Linked DNA regions of Mus musculus: region 2 is linked to region 1. A link is a loop called in an ENCODE intact Hi-C map of the cell type or tissue named here. Cell type or tissue: left cerebral cortex. All regions are shown on one strand. Links, peaks and the distances in the headings refer to the core of each region. The heading gives the core; the rest is flanking DNA.

Region 1 (5,407 bases), core at 192-5,191:
AGGAATTTCTATGTCCTGAGTATCCTTATTCTCCCCAGTGACCCTAAGTTTACTTCCCCACCCAATATTTACCTAAGGACCCCAAGGATCTTCTTAGTCTCTTCCATTTCTCTTACTGCTACTCCACAGCAGTCTATTTTTACCCTACCATCCTCTCTCAAGATAATTTTAGTGTCGTTTCTACTTCTTTATTATTTTAGAATGTTTTCAGGTCTTTGCCAATGGCTCCTGTCAAGGTCTGTTAAGTATCCAGTTCCACACTCAATACCAAGTAATATGGCCACCCTTCCTACTGTCTTCTGCATTCTAGAAATGCTCCTTGGGTTTTAAAGCATCCTGTGATACCCTCTTTTTTTCTGTTCTATTCCCCAAATGATGTCATCAGTTTGTCTTCCTTCTCCTTAGTCCCTGCCCATTCCCTACAACACTTACTGCATTTCCATTCCCCACCCCCTCCCACAATCTTGAAATTTCTTGGAAACTAGATGCTTTCTGTTAAGGACTATTCCCAGCATCTAAATTTGGTCCTCATTTAACAGGTGGACAATAAATGAACAAAACATTCTGTTTACTATGCTTTTATTTATACTATTTGCACAGTGAGCATATTTACAAATGTGTTCCATTACAAGACATCAGACACAAGGGAAAGACAGAACAAATCTGTAATCTTCTTCCACTCACACTTTACTGGTTATTCCAAACTTTCAAAGAACAGCCTCTCAGTGGTACTTTCTATCCATCACACAACATGACACAAAGACTTCATTTAATAAGGTTAGCACAGCTGTTAATATCAAATGCCAACGACAGAAAAAAATAACATAAACTTTTCCTCAAGTATATATTTAAACATATTGTGATTCTTAGTCAACAGTGTTATAAAATGAATACAAGATAACAATATCTATAGCAAACACTACTTTGCAGTTTAACAATTAGCACTGGTCACAAATACCAAATACAGTGCCCTCCCCACCCTCCACAACCTTTTGAATTCAGGACCCTGCCTATCTACTCCATGGAGCAGATACTTTGGATTCTCTTTTCCACTCCTAAGGGTTTGCCTAGGATCTCTCTATGGAGCAGAATAACCCCTAGCACCCGAATTGAGAATAGCCTCAACCTCTGCATCATCATCTGAATCCCAGTCATAGTTACATGGCCAGTCTTTGGAGCATCGGTTCCGAACTCTTGCCACAAAATGCATGACTTTCAGCTTGCTAGATTCCACGTGTGCTCGAGGGCCCCAGAAGAACTCATACTCCACTGGACTGCTGCGGGGCACTGGCTTATAAATCAGATACCCTCTGCGCACAAACTCTTCTGTAACGACCTTCTTCGGATCTCCAAAGATGCTGTGCTGCCTCCCAGGCTGCATCCCTAACTTCCCCAGCACTTTCCACACCAGGGCCTCCTTTGCGCTGTTGCCCATGATGAAGATGAGGGCTAATATGGACATTAGGAGACTTTTCTTGGTGCCCTGAAAATTGCTCCGGGTAACCGGCTTTTGCACTAGGGCAGTGCTCGAAGCTTCTGAAGGGGTACTGGAGGCCTTCTCCAGGGTGCTTGTGTCTTCCTCCGGGCCGCTCAGGTATTCTTCGGGTGTGCTCGGGGCTACAGAAGCCGCCATCGGGGTCTCTGAAGCCTCTGAGGCCTGGCTCTTGCGATTGTTGCGATTCTCTTCAGCTGCCTTTGCGTTCCGGCGGCGCCGACTCTTCCGTCCCCGAGGCATGGCTCCTGCAAAGCGATGAAAGCCTGCAGCACTTGGAGAAGGCTATTGGCAGCGTCGGAGAAAAGTGGCTATCTTACTCAGGGACGGCCGCTGAACCGCAAACGCCAGCGGAGCCTTTGTGGCAAGGAACCAGTCGCTTTCAGCCACAAAGCCCTTTCCCAGGCAAGCTGACTTGCGCAAGGAGTCGCCGCCCGCACTCCCTGTAGCGCCAAGCGCGCAAGAAACCAGAGCAGCATTGGCCCCGCCCCTCCTGCCACGCACACGCCAAACACCCAAGAGGAAGTGGGACTCTCCCGCACAGGAACTTCCGCTAGCCGAAAGGAAAAGGAGCGGGCTGCATTTTGAGTCCCACAATGGTAGTTAAGACAGCTAGGGGGCGGGGGGTTGCAGGGATTTGTCCTGCGCGCAAGAGAATGTCGGTCTTCTTTAGGCAGGTGCACACATTATCCTATTGGTTCATAGCTTTTGGCAAGCAGTGGGCCCTTCCAGTCTCACCAAAGGCGGGCTGAGAGGGGTGGGGTGGGGTGGGGGAGGGGTGCGGCGGGGCACAGGCTTGCAAGAGGTCAGCTGACCCCAGCCCTCCTTGGCTGCCTTGGCTTACACAGCATATTCACTCTCCCGCCTGGGTTTTCAGAAGGCGTTTATGTGTGGCTAATTAATTCGTGGGCCCATCAGGGACCCGAAGAATAGACTTAATGACCAAAGCGGTGGGTGAGGGGAGGCAGCAGTGCGCAGGAGACGCAGAGCCTGTACCCTGCTACGTGTTCGCCTGGTCAATTAAGCGGGGGCAGTGAGAAGATCAGGCTTAGATTTGCGCAGCCTCACGGAGGCCAGAGTACTTCCTGGCAGGCCACAGAGGAAGCAATTAGAATAAGAAGCAGCTGGATGAAAGTGAGCTGTTGCCATGGGGACTGAGAGACAGAAAGGCATTTGAAGGGAGACCACAGGCAGGCTTCAGACAATGGGTGGGAATGGGGAGCAGAGAGATGGTATGGTGCGGTTGGATCCTGGATTTCTAGGCCGGCCAGCCAGCTTACCTGCCTCGACTCGCTCCCCTCGGTGCACACTCTGAACTTTGTCCACTCCTTCTCTCTGCTCAGGTTCCTCTGCCTGAAATGCCTCCCCTCCATCCTCCACTCTCTAAGTACCACCTGCTTCTCCCAGGCAGCTTCCTCGCTCGCTCAAGTTCATTTCGGCCTGCCCCAAAGAGTAATGAGTCAGTTCCTACTCCCCCAAGGGAGGCCCCATAGCCAGGCATGCTGCTTTTCTTGTGTCATTTGAAGCGTGAACTTGCTCAGATCCTTCACCTCTCTGAGCCTGGCTTTCCCCCTTGAAAGTGGATGTAACTCAAGCACTGGCTTCAGAGTTGTGCGAATTCAACGAAAAGCCTTTACTGCCTAGTAAGCACAGATTTGCCTCTAAGTGCGTTGCAAGCAGCAGCAGCAGGTGAGAGTGGCATTTAAGAAATGCGCCTTGAGGGAATATGTGGTGGAAAGATTTTACATGTGTTCCGTTTTTGAAAAAATGGTTTGGTGTGAGTGTGTGTGTGTGTGTGTGTGTGTGTGTGTGTGTGCGCGCGCGCCCCGTGTGCTTGTGCCCTGTGTGCTGTATACACGAGGGGTTAGCAGAGGGCGTGGGACCCCCTGGGACTGAGTTAGAGGTGCTTGAGATCTGCTCGCTATGGGTGCTGGCAACCTAACTCGATTCCTCTGGAAGAGCAGCAAGTGTTCTCTTAACTGCTGAGCCATTGCTCCCGCCCCTCATATGTGCTCTCAGTTCTTGGAAGGTAAATGGATATTTTCTGCTTGTTTCACTGGAAGGGATGAAGCATGTGTTTGACAGTGTCTCAGCTGGGAATCCTACTGGGAAATTAACCCTGTGGGGCTCATAGACTTTGGCAGCTCCCAGCTTTTTGGTAGAGTTTGTGGACCAGGATATGGCCTTATCTAGCGAATGAACTCTGTGGTGGGTGATGCGTGTCACTGGCAACAGCATTGCCAGCACAACTTGACCCAGTGAGGCTCAGACACCTGTGCGCGGGTAGAAAGGAGATGCCTGCTGGAGAGAAACAGTCATTGAAATCAGAACTGGGAACAAGAGTTTGGGGCTGGTGTGTATCTGTTCCAAGCCTTTGATGAGTTTATTGAACATCCCAGTCCTCTGATTTGTTCTATACAGAAAAAGCTGATCTCTCTGGCTTGGTCTGTCCAGCTTGCTTCCTATCTCTGTGAAAGTTAATGCTAAATACTACTATATTTTCAGTCTTTCTTTTCATTCTTGAGATTATAATTGCAGCAATTCTCCCTTCCTTGTCCTCCCTCCAAACCGTCCCATAAACCCTCCCATACTGTCCTTCCAATTCAGGCTTCTTTTTTTTCCCCACTAATGGTTATTCCCTGAATATATGTATATACATATAGGTATATATTCCTAAATATAACGTGTTCAGTCTGTGCAATGCCATTTGGATGTATGGCTTGGGAGCTGATCATTTAGCACTGGACAAGCAGTTGGTGTGCTCTCCCCTTGGAAAGAGTATTTCTGCTCCCAGATGTCCTTAACCACTTGCAGTTCTTTGTGTAGGGTTGAGACCTCATGTACATTCTCTGTGTTCATTGGTTTCATCCTTGCTCATCGTTCACACTGTCATGTCGGAGAGACTTGATGGGTATGGCTTCTGACATTCCTAGGAGACAGACTCTTACAGCTAACTCTCTGATCCGATGGCTCTTTACAGTCTTTCTGCCACCTCTTCCACGGTGATCCCTGAGCCTTTAGAGAAGGTTTCCTGGACTTAAAGATTTGTCATATTTGTGATTATATACTGTAATATATAGTTATAATTAAAATATACAATAATTTGTTTCCGTTTTGATGCTATTTATGAGAATGTAATTACCAACGTTCACTTTTTTTTTTTTTACTGAAGTTTCTTTTTTTAAGGAAAATGTACTAGTACTTCCTACTTGGTAAATTAATTTGGGGTGTATTTGATGCTGTTCTCCCTTGTGCCACACCAATGGATTGAGGAGTAGGTGCCATTCCCTGTCATTGTCGTCTTCACCTAAATGAACCATTATTTCACTCCAAGGACAGTGCAACCCTCCATGACTCCATAGATAGAGCAGATAACTAATATACAGCCTAAGACCTCAACACCCATCTAGTTTTTCCAAAGAAGTTAGTGGGAACAAGGTTTAGGCTCTAGGCTATTTTTGCTAAGCCAGAAACAGAGAGGAGAGGGGCGTGGAGAGGCCTGGATCCTATAGTGTTTCCTAGCTATCAGAGAAAGACAATTACATATAAGCTTAGAAGTCGTGACATCCAAAGAGAAATCTCTTGAGCTCAGTTCCAGATTCTACATATGAGATTAAAATCCTTGATATGTTGTTGAACCACTGCTATCTATGAAATCCTGGGGACTATGCTTTTCAGGCAATTCTTTTCAGAAGGGACTAAATTAGTTATTATAGAGTAGTCCAGAATCAAATACTACTGACAACAGCAGCTCTGGGTCAGAAATTTTATTTATGTAAAGAGTCATAGTTATATAATAGCTTTTATGTGTTAGGCATTGATAGAAACTCATTAGAGTTTGGAGAGTTAGTTCACAGTCTGTTAGTGAAAAACAAAGACTTAAATGCTTAATGATTTTTTTTTTAAGCTTAGTGT
Region 2 (5,407 bases), core at 168-5,167, 63 kb before region 1:
GGGTTGCAGACCCCTTTAGCTCCTTGGGTACTTTCTCTAGCTCCTCCATTGGGGGCCCTGTGTTCCATCCAATAGCTGGCTGTGAGCATCCACTTCTGTGTTTGCCAGGCACCGGCATAGCCTCACAAGAGACAGCTATATCAGAGTCCTTTCAGCAAAATCTTGCTGGTGTATGCAATGGTGTCAGCGTTTGGAGGCTGATTATGGGATGGATCCCCGGGTATGGCAGTCTCTAGATGGTCCATCCTTTTGTCTCAGCTCCAAACTTTGTCTCTGTAACTCCTTCCACGGGTGTTTTGTTCCCAATTCTAAGAAGGGGCAAAGTGTTCACACTTTGGTCTTTGTTCTTCTTGAGTTTCATGTGTTTTGCAAATTGTATCTTGGGTATTCCAAGTTTCTGGGCTAATATGCACTTATCAGTGAAATCAGCTTTTTCTGTATAGAACAAGTCAGAGGACTGGGATGTTCAATAAACTCATCAAAGGCTTGGAACAGATACACACCAGCCCCAAACTCTTGTTCCCAGTTCTGATTTCAATGACTGTTTCTCTCCAGCAGGCATCTCCTTTCTACCCGCGCACAGGTGTCTGAGCCTCACTGGGTCAAGTTGTGCTGGCAATGCTGTTGCCAGTGACACGCATCACCCACCACAGAGTTCATTCGCTAGATAAGGCCATATCCTGGTCCACAAACTCTACCAAAAAGCTGGGAGCTGCCAAAGTCTATGAGCCCCACAGGGTTAATTTCCCAGTAGGATTCCCAGCTGAGACACTGTCAAACACATGCTTCATCCCTTCCAGTGAAACAAGCAGAAAATATCCATTTACCTTCCAAGAACTGAGAGCACATATGAGGGGCGGGAGCAATGGCTCAGCAGTTAAGAGAACACTTGCTGCTCTTCCAGAGGAATCGAGTTAGGTTGCCAGCACCCATAGCGAGCAGATCTCAAGCACCTATAACTCAGTCCCAGGGGGTCCCACGCCCTCTGCTAACCCCTCGTGTATAGAGCACACAGGGCACAAGCACACGGGGCACGCGCGCGCGCGCACACACACACACTCACACACACTCACACCAAACCATTTTTTCAAAAACGGAACACATGTAAAATCTTTCCACCACATATTCCCTCAAGGCGCATTTCTTAAATGCCACTCTCACCTGCTGCTGCTGCTTGCAACGCACTTAGAGGCAAATCTGTGCTTACTAGGCAGTAAAGGCTTTTCGTTGAATTCGCACAACTCTGAAGCCAGTGCTTGAGTTACATCCACTTTCAAGGGGGAAAGCCAGGCTCAGAGAGGTGAAGGATCTGAGCAAGTTCACGCTTCAAATGACACAAGAAAAGCAGCATGCCTGGCTATGGGGCCTCCCTTGGGGGAGTAGGAACTGACTCATTACTCTTTGGGGCAGGCCGAAATGAACTTGAGCGAGCGAGGAAGATGCCTGGGAGAAGCAGGTGGTACTTAGAGAGTGGAGGATGGAGGGGAGGCATTTCAGGCAGAGGAACCTGAGCAGAGAGAAGGAGTGGACAAAGTTCAGAGTGTGCACCGAGGGGAGCGAGTCGAGGCAGGTAAGCTGGCTGGCCGGCCTAGAAATCCAGGATCCAACCGCACCATACCATCTCTCTGCTCCCCATTCCCACCCATTGTCTGAAGCCTGCCTGTGGTCTCCCTTCAAATGCCTTTCTGTCTCTCAGTCCCCATGGCAACAGCTCACTTTCATCCAGCTGCTTCTTATTCTAATTGCTTCCTCTGTGGCCTGCCAGGAAGTACTCTGGCCTCCGTGAGGCTGCGCAAATCTAAGCCTGATCTTCTCACTGCCCCCGCTTAATTGACCAGGCGAACACGTAGCAGGGTACAGGCTCTGCGTCTCCTGCGCACTGCTGCCTCCCCTCACCCACCGCTTTGGTCATTAAGTCTATTCTTCGGGTCCCTGATGGGCCCACGAATTAATTAGCCACACATAAACGCCTTCTGAAAAACCCAGGCGGGAGAGTGAATGTGCTGTGTAAGCCAAGGCAGCCAAGGAGGGCTGGGGTCAGCTGACCTCTTGCAAGCCTGTGCCCCGCCGCGCCCCTCCCCCACCCCACCCCACCCCTCTCAGCCCGCCTTTGGTGAGACTGGAAGGGCCCACTGCTTGCCAAAAGCTAAGAGAAAAAAAATACAAATGAAGATTGGTCACTACTCCTTCCCCTCTTGTTGAGTCTGCCTCCTCTACTCCTTTCCCTAGACTCTTCTTTGCTTGCCAACCTCCCACTCTCTCTGCTTGCCAAGGGAAGCTGGTAAATGAAAACTGCCCACACATCCTCCATGGGAGCCAGATCTGCAGTGGAAGAAGCGATCGGGGCGGGGCAAGTTCTTTTCAGCAGAGTCGTGGGGGTGTAGGCTGCCAGAAAGGAAGTCAGGAGGGCTCAAGGCAAGTGCCCCTAGCAGAGAAACTGCTGTGAGACAATCACACCTAGGAAGAAGGTGATATTTTCTTGCCAATGACAGAGACCATGTTGTTGGCATCTGCTGTGGAGATGGTAGTAGTAGCAGGCTTAGCTGGAGCAGCATAGTAACAGAGGGTGCTGGTAGGATTTGTGGAGGCATCAATGCTAAAGCGCCAGGTTACTGAGGCTGTTTTATTTTCCATCAAGCTACTGTTTCCCCCAGCCTTTCAGTCTGCTGCAACCTCTAAGCACCCACTTCTGATCTAAGTGTGAATTCCATCCCCCTTTCCCAACCTAGGACTAGATACAAGCTACAAGAGTAAAAAAGCAGGCCTTATTGGAAAATCACACACATACACACGTTCTCCATTGCCTCAAGTAGCTTGGAGATGTCAAACAACCTGGAGTGCTGAGTATTTAATTTTCCCTAGCACCTTCAGGTGTTGTTTTAGCATGTGGGCACTGAGTTCTTCACACGGACTGAGCATCTCCTTTATGGGTTCTACCATCTTGAGAAAAATCCCATAACCTTGCAAAGACCAAGCACTTGGGGATCCCTAACTTACTGCCTGGATCCTGGCAGGTTCCCAGCATGCAGCAGGATTCTAGTACTTCACTGGATGTGAGAACGTAGGGAAACCTGAGCATCCCATCACAGATCCAGAACTCCTTGTAAGGCCCCAGCATCTGGCAGGCCTTAACAACCGATAGGGCTCAGGAAGGGTCTCAACACTTGGTGAGGCTCCTTTTATACTCCCAGAATCCTTGGTAATCTATAGAGCCAGAGCATACTAGAGATTTCAAGTCCACCTAAATCCTCAGAGACTCCATGTATTTGGCAAGGCTGGAGCAAATGGGAGGCTCCAAGCATTTCCAGTGATGAACATACACCCACAGATGACAGACGCTATTTCAAGTGATCCAGGCATAGCCAAGCATCTAAGTATACAAGTGATCTTAGCTTATACTTAGATGCTTGGATATATCTGGATATCAGCACTTCTGAGAACACACGTTGAACACTTAGTTCACATCAAAGGACCCCACACCTTCAAAGCACCTGTGGGACCTCCAGTACCTGAGCAGCTCTGAGGCCGTAAGAACCTTAAACCTTATGTGGGCCCAGCACCATTAATGCCCACATAATTTCAACAGACCCCACAACCTCTGAGACTTCAAGTGTGTTGAATGCTACCTATTCCTCTCAGGAGCCAAGTAGCACTGAACATCTTAAGCTCTCAGAAATAGGGAATTCTTGGAAAACATTAAGCATCTAAGAGATACCAGATGCTTCAAAGTCATGTACCATCTTAAAAGCCTGAACTGTGTGAGGGGGCTGACACTTCAGAAAGCCCCCTGCACCATCAGAGTACAGAAGACAAAAGGATATTGAGAGCCTAGAGTACCTTGAAGGATTCAAACACTTTCACCTCAAATTCCCCAGGACTTGGAATTCCCTGATCATGATTAAATCTGTTAGCCCTGTGGAAGCTTCTGGAAGCTCAGAATGACCCAAAACTGCAGAACTGCAGTGCTCCCTAGCTCTCCCTAGCCTTACATATCTCTCAGAAACAAAGAATTTTCAAGGCTTGGGAGTGACTAGGTGGAGGACCTGAAAAAAATTCCCTAAGATTCCCAAGCATCATCAAATATAAGGAAATTAGTTCTAAGCCACGAAGTTAGGCATCATTTTGAGGATGGGCACTTGTGCTAGAGAAGCGCTCATCTGAGGTTCTACAGAAAGTAGGGGTATGACTTAGAAAGAAGTATATACTCTATAAGCAAGCGAATGATGCAGCATACTAAATATGTCCTTTTCTGGAATCAATGGCCAATCAGTAAAATAACAAAAAACCGAGTGAGCAAAGCCTGTAAACAGAAACCCCAGGGCGGGCCACCACAATACACCAGGGCTGTGAAGCAAGTTAAAGCCGAAGCACTGACTCGCATCCACAGACATGCCAAAGTTCAACTTTTTAAGGTGTCTCTACATCACCCACTTCCAATTTCGTTGGTGCTTCTGGTAATGCTGTGAACAACAGAGCCTGCAGCTTTGAGTATTACTTGGTGAGGACAGTCAAACAGAAAGTCAGAAGAACCCTAAGGGGACAGGTGTTACTGATATGGAAAGAGAAACAGGAAAAGAAAACAAAGCATTTGGTATCGGTGTTTAATATTGTGTAGGTAACTTTGTTATTTAAGTCTTATTAAACACCGTTTTCATTTTTACCCTTTTACATGTTTGAGGGTCACAATTTAGATTCATCTGTTCAACTTTAGTAAAGGATCAAAGTCATAAGTTTAGAATATCAGTTTTCTTATTGATATAGGTATTTCACAAGTGTTTCAACTGTTTTGTTCAACATACTAGACAGTATTATATATATCATTCATGTGTGACTTCAAGCAACTGTCTTCTATATATTTGAATGGACAAACAAGTAAAATAACTGGGTCAGACACAAGGAACAACATGAAAAAAACCTAAACTCATTTCTATATGATCCTCATATAGTTCTTGTGTTTGCTGTATATAAACTTTCTGCTTTACTGGGATCTATATACACTCACCACCACACAAATGTACATATGTAAAAATGCAAATCTAGGCTCCACGTATGAGATAGAGGATGCAGTGTTTGTCTTTGTGATGTTCTTTCAGTTTCATCCATATTCTTTGGCAAATTTCATTTCACTTATCCTCTCTGCTGAATAACCTTTCATTTTATCATATTTTCACTATCCGTTCATCAGGTGATGGGCATATAGACTGTTTTCACTCCCTAGCTATGAACATGGATGAACATATGTTTAGTAGCAAGATCTAGAGCCCTTTTGGGCCTATACCCAAGAGTCAAATAGTTCAATCATATGGCAGATATAGCTCTAGTTTTCCTAAGTACCACCATACCAATTATCAGTGTGCACGCCAATTTGCACTCCCATCAACAATGCATGAGGGTTCTCTGTTCCTAT

What was found. A loop is a pair of places that touch in the nucleus more often than their neighbours do. Peaks named below come from ENCODE experiments on the same cell type or tissue, not always from the same donor. Only the 100,000 strongest peaks of a DNase experiment are listed, where the experiment ranks them.
Region 2: it touches region 1 in a loop (17-fold over the local background); 4 of 42 quality-filtered maps call a loop at or near these places.

What each region holds. Positions count from the first base shown.
Region 1 is chrX:153,035,604-153,041,010 of GRCm38, forward strand. Mageh1 (melanoma antigen, family H, 1) reads right to left here and starts at 1,960. Exons shown (of 1, transcript NM_023788.3): 1 at 563-1,960. The coding sequence starts at 1,735. The coding sequence ends at 1,079. It overlaps 9530051G07Rik (RIKEN cDNA 9530051G07 gene), which reads left to right and starts at 2,026. Exons shown (of 4, transcript NR_040272.1): 1 at 2,026-2,091; 2 at 2,836-3,181. In left cerebral cortex, for the core only: a CTCF peak has its summit at 2,094; DNase peaks (open chromatin) are centred at 1,975 and 2,310; H3K4me3 peaks cover 2,222 bases; H3K27ac peaks cover 1,177 bases.
Region 2 is chrX:152,972,240-152,977,646 of GRCm38, forward strand. No RefSeq gene overlaps it. Among named protein-coding and RNA genes, the nearest start is that of Usp51, 32 kb to the right of the region's middle. In left cerebral cortex, for the core only: no CTCF peak of the experiment used is centred there; DNase peaks (open chromatin) are centred at 2,293 and 3,310; H3K4me3 peaks cover 226 bases; H3K27ac peaks cover 401 bases.